Linked DNA regions of Homo sapiens: region 2 is linked to region 1. Evidence: chromatin loops called from intact Hi-C (ENCODE). Cell type or tissue: K562. All regions are shown on one strand.

The links. A loop is a pair of places that touch in the nucleus more often than their neighbours do. Peaks named below come from ENCODE experiments on the same cell type or tissue, not always from the same donor. Only the 100,000 strongest peaks of a DNase experiment are listed, where the experiment ranks them.
Region 2: it touches region 1 in a loop (4-fold over the local background); 1 of 110 quality-filtered maps calls a loop at or near these places.

What each region holds. Positions count from the first base shown.
Region 1 is chr20:30,722,254-30,726,253 of GRCh38, forward strand. It overlaps the pseudogene ANKRD20A21P and the pseudogene SOWAHCP3. Among named protein-coding and RNA genes, the nearest start is that of FAM242A, 360 kb to the left of the region's middle. In K562, a CTCF peak has its summit at 1,963; a DNase peak (open chromatin) is centred at 1,978; H3K4me3 peaks cover 2,335 bases.
Region 2 is chr20:30,669,064-30,673,063 of GRCh38, forward strand. No RefSeq gene overlaps it. Among named protein-coding and RNA genes, the nearest start is that of FAM242A, 310 kb to the left of the region's middle. In K562, no CTCF peak of the experiment used is centred here; a DNase peak (open chromatin) is centred at 2,226.

The DNA of each region.
Region 1 (4,000 bases):
ACATATTTTTTGCTAAAACAAGACCATAGTATGTTTGTATGTATAACTTTATTGATTTTTTTCCTCACTAGCTATAACAAAATACATCTTCACACATCAATATACTTCTGTATCTATTGCCACCTTCAATGGTCACACATTATTCTATCCTGTGGATGCAACTGAAATTTATTTATAGGATCCATTCTATGGGTTCTTTTTAAAATAAGTGCTGTGAAAAATAAAGTGCATGTATCTTTATTTCCTAAGGGTGTTTTAGTATAATGGAATTGATGGGTAAAGGGCATACATGTTTTTTAAATGTACTACTTACCACCAAATTATCTATTTGAAAAATAATCAGCAACTTAAACTTTAAGCAGGAGTATAAAACATCCTCACAAATATTGTGGATAGAAAACTGTTTCATTCCTCTTTTAATTTAAATTCTTATACCAGAAATGCGAAGGACTTTTTCCTATGTACACAAGTAACTTGCAGATCTGGAAAAAAGTACTTTGCCCAATTTTAGAGTGTTTGATGATTTGATTTGAAAGAATTTCCTGTCAAATGAAAATGTACTTTTCATCTAATGTGTATATATAACTGATATATATGACATATTATATCTGGTATATACGTATAAGTATCAGTCATATATACATACATATATATATAAAATGATATATAATAAGCAACATAGGCTGGGCGCGGTGGCTCACACCTGTAATCCCAGCACTTTGGGAGGCGGAGGAGGGAAGATCACTTGAGGTCTGGAGTTCGAGACAAGCACGGCCAACGTGGTGAAACCCCCTCTCTACTAAATATACAAAAATTAGCCAGGCACGCTGGCACCTGCCTGTAATCCCAGCTACTTGGGAGGCTGAGGTAGGAGAATTGCTTGAACCCAGCAGGCAGAGGTTGCAGTGAGCCAAGATTGTGCCATTGGACACCAGCCTGGGCAAAGAAGCGAGACTCCGACTCAAAAAAAAAAAAAAAAAAAAAAGAATGTAATGAATTCCCTATAAAATAAAAACATACTTTTCATCTGAAAAAATATATATATAGTATAGTAAATATTTTTCAAGTAAGCTCTCTTATCTGAGAACTTTTCGCCTACTACGGTATTTTTGATAGGGGAATGAGTTCTCTCATTAGGCACCTCCTATAATGTATATAAACCATGTTTTAAACGTGTACGTTAAAAATAACAACACTGTGTATGCTTAACTTTGTGAGTTAAATCACTCAAATTCTCCAACTGCTCCAGCCAGGGAATTATGAGGGATGGAAAACAGCTGAGAGTCCTTTTGGCTCCGCCGCTCCGAGGGTGCCCGGTGCCCTGCAAGGCCCCATCCCAGGGGCTGCGGGGAAGCCGGGCCTGGGGACCCCATCCCATCACGGGCTGAGCCCCCGCTACCTGTGCTGCTTGTCCAGGGCGTCCAGGTCTCCGCTCCTGCGCGCCAGGCAGCGCTCCACCCCCGCGGCGTCGCCCTTGACAGCTGCCCTGTGGATCTTCTGCAGTTCGGAGTCCCGGATTCGGTATCCGGAACCCGTGTAGACATGTTCTATAGAGCCCTGGGCCGTCTGGCCCCTGCGGCTCCCGAAGGCGAATAACTTCATAGTGGTGACTTCTCAGACCCCCAACCTCTGGCTCTTGAGCGGGGGCAGCTCCCTGTCACCTTTTCACCAACCCCCTCCCCCGACCCCGGCCGACCCAGCCCCAAATCCCCTATCCAACCCCAAATCCCTGATCCAACCCCAAATCCGCGATTCAACCCCCAATCCGCGATCCCAAATCTATGATCTACTCCACAATCCGCGATCCAGCCCGGTCCACCACAGCCTTCAGCAGCGACACTCGCAGCCTCCGACCTCTCAGACCGAGTGAGACTTGAAAAGCCGTTGGGCGCGCGCCTGCACGGCGGTTGCTGCCCGGCTCCCGGAAGCCGCTCCCTGGAGGCGCGCGCCGGCAGGTGGGGCTGCAGCTCTGGGCGGGCGCAAATGGGCTCGCAGGTCCTCTTGGGATCGCCCGGGCGGCCCCAGGATCTCAGGAGCGCCGCCAGCCCGGCCTGAGAAGGAGAGCCTGTCTGGCCTTGCAGCCCACCCCGCTCCTCCTCGGAAGGGAGATAGGGTGCTGGCAAGAGCACTCCGCGGCCACCTGGGTGGCTTCGCGGATGGCCCGGCTTCACGCTGAGGCTCTGGCCCTGGAGTCTGTGTGGCTAGTATCAGGTAGCTGGAGAAGCATGGAGGCAGAGTCAGGGGCTGCTCCTTCCCCCACTCGCCCTCACTGCTGCCAGTGCCCCACGCACAGTTTGCAGCTGCAGATCTGGCACTGGCGCTGGATGGCGGAGCTTCCCTTAGATGGCCTCAGGGTCGCAGAGCGCACAGCCCACCTGGGCTCAAGGTCCGCTCCTCTTGTACATCTCTCTGGATCCTGGGCCCTGGCACTGGGCACTCTGTATCCACACGGATGAAACTGAGCGGCTGCTGGCGGGGCCCGTCGCCTGATTTTGCCGCCTGGGGGTCTGGCCTCAGTATCCGCGCTACTGGGGGGCGGGCCTGGTCTGGGGTGTCCAGTCACTTGCTGCCGGTGCACCACATCTAGACTGCAGCTGCAGCTCCGATGCCGGCCTGAGCTGGCGGGCCTGGTACCTGATGTCCTCAGGGTCAAGTGCATCGCCCGCCCACTTGAGGGGTTGCAATGACTTGGCCTTCCAAGAACGCAGGGGCCGCCGGGGCTGGCTCTTCATGGTAACCGGGATGGTATCGAGCAGCAGGTTTTCACCCTGGTGCCGCTGCTGTGCGGACTGCCTGACTTGGGCGCCCAGGCACCGGCCTCAGGATCCGCGTGGCAGGTGTGTGTGCGGGTAGGGTGAGTGGCACGGAGGGTCAGGGGTTGCTCCGTCATCTCTGCCCGTGTGCAACTTGCAGTTTTGCAGTTTTCTGCAGCAGCTGAGGCGCTGGCGTGGGAAGGCGGAGCTCCCCTGGATGGCGTCAGGTCAGGTTTGCAGGCACAGAGCACAGCCCACCAGGCCTGAGGGTCCTCTCAGGGGCCATGGTGGTTGAGTTCTCCGTGGAAACTGGGATGGGGTGAACGGCCAGTTCCCGTCCTTTGGCCGCCTGGCCAACTGCCAGACTTAGCCGCTGCCGCCCAGGCATCTGCCTCTAGGGTTGCCGCTATTTGGATAGAAGTGGGGGTCGGGGTGGGGCATGGAGCGTCACCGGTTGCCAGGCCAGCACTGCCTTTGCAACATATTCAGATGGCGGCGGGCAGCTCGGGCACCAGCATGGGCTGGCGGGGCTCCCCTGGACAGCCCTCAGGTCGCTCACAGCATTGTCCCAGGACTTCCTCCGGCTGTGTCAGGTGGGCAAGGTAGGGGGGAGCTTCCAAGGCTTCTATCCCAACTCTACCTATTTCTAGCTATTTTCTCTTGAGTTATTTTGCCTCTATCTCAGTTTTATTTGCAAAAATAGTATATGCAAAATACATCGAGTGAATGTACATCAGGCATATAGAAGATCTGGCAGAAACACTTTTTCTCATGCCCATTTCCAGTCACTATTTGAACACAGAGGCTTCCATGGTTTTGATTCTTTCCACAAAAGGTTAGTTTTGTCTGTTTTCACCATTTACGTAAGTGAAACTATAAATTATATAATTTTTATGTTCATTCACTAAACATGTTTGTGACACTTATCATGTTGCTCCTATTGATTATTCATTAATTTTATTTTATAATACTCAATTTTATGACTATACCACAGGTTTGAGGCCTTTGCTTGTTTTGTTTTTAATCCATTCCACTATTGATAGACACAAAATCAGTTTCTGATTTGAGGCTATCATGAATAAACCTGCTACGAACAAATCAGATATACACGTTTTTCTGTAATAATATTTTCACATTTCTTGAGTTTAAGTACATAACAGTGGATTTTCTGGGTTATAAAATAAGTATATATTTGGCATTGTATGAAATGGGGAGACATTTTCCTAAGTGGTTGTGCCATCTTAAAC
Region 2 (4,000 bases), 53 kb before region 1:
AGAAATACTTGGTGACATAGCCAAAATCAGACATTTACCTGATTTCAATTAACTAAAATTCTAAAAGAAGAAGATTTGAGTGTTTATTAATCAACCTAGTATTCAATTTTCATTTTCTTTTCTAAATGAGGAAATAAGGAGAATATTATGGAATGATTTTTAGTCTTCACAGAAGTAAAATAAGCATAGTGTGTTTTGAGTGTTAAGACATCAAATGCAATTTCTCCTTTACCTTACTCCAAGCTTGTTTGTATGGAGAAGTAAAGACCATCCCATCTCTATGCTATGCCACAATGCTTCTCTATAGCACACAACTTGGCTCTGAAATTTTGAAAGTCAAAATACTAATCTACTATGTGTCTCTGATAAATTGCCTGAACATTACCTGATTTTGAAGTGCTGCACTCCTAAGACCTTTTCTTGGAATGAGTTAAACTTTTTATTCCAAGAATCCTCTACTGAGCTAGAAAGCAGAGCTGTGCATCTCTGTTTCAGTAAAAGGAGGTCAATACAGGGAACTGTGGTTTCTGAGAATGCAAGATCTGCACTAAGAAAAGGATTAGCCACAGTGTTACCCAAGAGAACCAGCTACCAGGAGGAAAGAGGGTCTGTAAACTGCAAGATGATTACTTCACTTGATTTCCACTGAGGAAAGCTGGTGGTTCAGACTTAAACTTCTCCTTCCTAGATGGTAAACATCTATGGAAGGTTCTATGAATTATAATGAGTTAGTAAAACATAATGCACTAATATTAGACTATGTCAGCAGATCCTGTGACCAAAACTTACTGAAAATATAACTATAGTGGGAGGCAATGGAAAAGAGACTAAAGGTTTAAATGGAGAAAAAAGAAATTAAGTGTGCCTTGTAAGCCTGGCTTCTGATCATGTCTTAGAAGAAGTAAGGTATAAGCTGGCCAGAGACTCCTTTGTGACACAAAAGGTGAAGTTAAAGATATTCCACTAAATTTAATTTTTATTATGACATAAGACAACTGGTAATATGCAACATGATTGAAAAAAACTTCTCATTCAATTCGATTGGGCCTTGACATAAGAATAGACATAAACAAGCTAAGAACTGATAATCTAAAAATAAACCTGCACATTTACAGTCAATTGCTTTTATACAAGCTTAACAAAAGAACAAAATGGGAAAAGAATAGTCTTTTCAACAAATGATGCTGGGACAACTGGGTATCCATATGCAAAAAATAAATAAAATTTGACCAAATATCTTATTTAGAAATTAACTCAAAATAAAACAGTTAACTGTAACAGCTAAAACTATAAAACCCTCAGAAGAAAACACTGGCATAAATCTTTGTGACTGCATTTGGCAGTGTTTTCTTAGCTATGACTCCAAAGGAAAAATGCATTCAATGGACTTCAAAATTGAAAACTGCTGTGCCTGAGAAGACAGTATCAAGAAGTGAAAAGGTAAGACGCCAAGTAGAAGAAAGTATTTGAAAAGCGTATATCTGATAAAGGACTTACATATATAGGAAATATAAATAACTCTTGCAATTAATAAACAATAAGATAACCCAATTTTAAAAAATGGGCAAAGATTTTGAATAGATATATCTGCAAAGAAGATATAAAGATGGATAAGCACATTAATAGATGCTTAACGTAATTAGTCATTAGGAAAATGTAAATCAAAACCACATGTGGCATCACTTCACATCACAGGATAAAATCTTTGTTCAAGAAAAAAGAGTAAGTGTTAGGAAAAATGTAAAGAAATTAAAACTCTTATTTAATGCTGCTGGGAATGTAAAATGACACAGCCACTTTGGAAAACAAACTGGCAGCTCCTTAAAAGGTTAAGCATGAAGTTACCATATGACCCAGAAATTCCAGTCATAAGTATATACTCCAGAAAAATAAAAACATACACAAGCACAGAAACTCATACAAAAATGTTTACAGCAGCATTATTCATAGGAGTCAAAAAGTAGAATGAACCGGAACGTCTATCACCTTTGGGTGGGAGAGAACCCAAAGGTCCATCACCTGGCCAATGGATAAATAAAATGTTTGATGTATCCATACAATGGAATATTACTCAGCAATAAGAAGAAATTAAGTACAGATACTGTATTAGGAGGAGACAGCAAAATTCCTAGGCAGATACGGAAGGGTCCCCAGAGAATCTCCCACCAGCCCCACAAGTGTTTACACCAGATGTTATGTGCAGATAAGAGAACCTGGACTTGTCTTGCCTGGACATGCCTGCAGCAGACCGGAGGCCCACATGTACTGGGGGGATGGGGTGGAGTCACCAGGAATTCACGCCTTATGCAGAGGAGGAACCTGGCCGCTTCAGCTCATGTGCTCCTGGTATTCAATTGTGAGGTGGAAACCTGTTTGCAGGACCCCTCTCTTTGCTGAGAGCTTTCCTTTCACATAATAAATTTTGTCCTCCTCAATGTGTCTGCGTGCTTAATTTTTCCTGGTCATGAGAGAAGAACCCAGATGTAGCTGAACCAAGGAGCAAAAGCCCGGCATCAATACCTGCTACAGCACAGATGTAGCATGGAAAATTATGCTCAGTGAAATAAGCCAGTCCCAGCAGACCACTTGCTTTTCATTTCAGAGGCTTATAGGCAAATCTATACAAAGAAGGTGAGTGGTTCCCTAGGGCTGAGGGAGGAAGGGAAAACTAGTGAAGATGGTTAAATGATGTGGGGTTTGTTTTTAGGGTGATGAAAATGTTCAAAATTGATTGTAATGATGACTGCATAACTCTCTGAAAATACTAAAGTTAATGAATTGTATATTTTAAATGAGTGAATTGCACAGTGTGTTCATTATTTCTCAATAAACCTGTTGCCCCCTACCCCAAATTAATTTGGTACTAGTGATTTTGGTACTAGTGATCTGGAGACAGGTACTGCTTGGTTTCAGATCACTGGCCAGGGTTCAAGGCCTAAGAGAATCAACAGCATGTCCTCTATAGAAAAAGAGATTTATATTTTAAAAGCTATCCTTTTCATTAGTATCAAGCCTGTAAAATTAAATGAAAAATCTTTCTTTCACTGCTTAAAGCACTGACAGACTTATATTGAGGAATAAGACCTTGTTCTCTTTGGTCCCAATTTCTATCTAAAGGGTCTCATCAGATGGGTTGTATTAACTCTTATAATGTGGCTTCCTTTCTAACTTGATTCTGGTGCAGCATCACAGAGAGAAGAAGCTGAAAGAAATCAAAGTATTTTACCCCTAAATATATTTTTTGACATATTTTGAAATAGCTGCTGCAGGGCCAAGAGATTGAAATGGCTCTCACTAATGTAGCCCAATCTCTCCCCTTCTAGATCTTCCTAGATCTGGGGAAGATTAACTAAGAGCCTGAGGCATTTAAAGTCTGAAAAAATATATTTACCTTCTATTTTCTCCACATATTTTGGCAGAATTTGGGTTTTTCCATTATCAATATTTTCCAAAATTACGTGATTTTTAATACCAAAACTGATTTAAAATTACCATACGTTGGAATATAAATTATTCTACTATAAAGATACATGCATTTGTATGTTCATTGCAGCACTATTCACAATAGTACAGACGTGGAATCAACCCAGATGTCCATCAGTGATAGATGGGATAAAGAAAATGTGGTATATATACACCATGGAATACTATGGAGCCATAAAAATGAATGAGATCATGCTCTTTGCAGGGATATGGATGAACCCAAAGCTGATATCTTCAGCAAACTAATGCAGGAAGAAAAAACCAAACACTGCATCTTCTCACTTATAAGTGGGAGCTGAATGATGAGAACATGTGGACTCGGGGAGGGGAACAACAAACACTGGAGCCTGTTGGGGTCAGGAGGGAGAGCATCAAGATAAGTAACTAATGCCTGAAGGGCTTAAAATCTAGATGATGGATTAATGGGTGCAGCAAACCATCATGGCACACGTTTACCTATATAACAAACCTGCACGTCTCACACATGTAATCTAGACCTTAAGATTTTTAAAAAAAA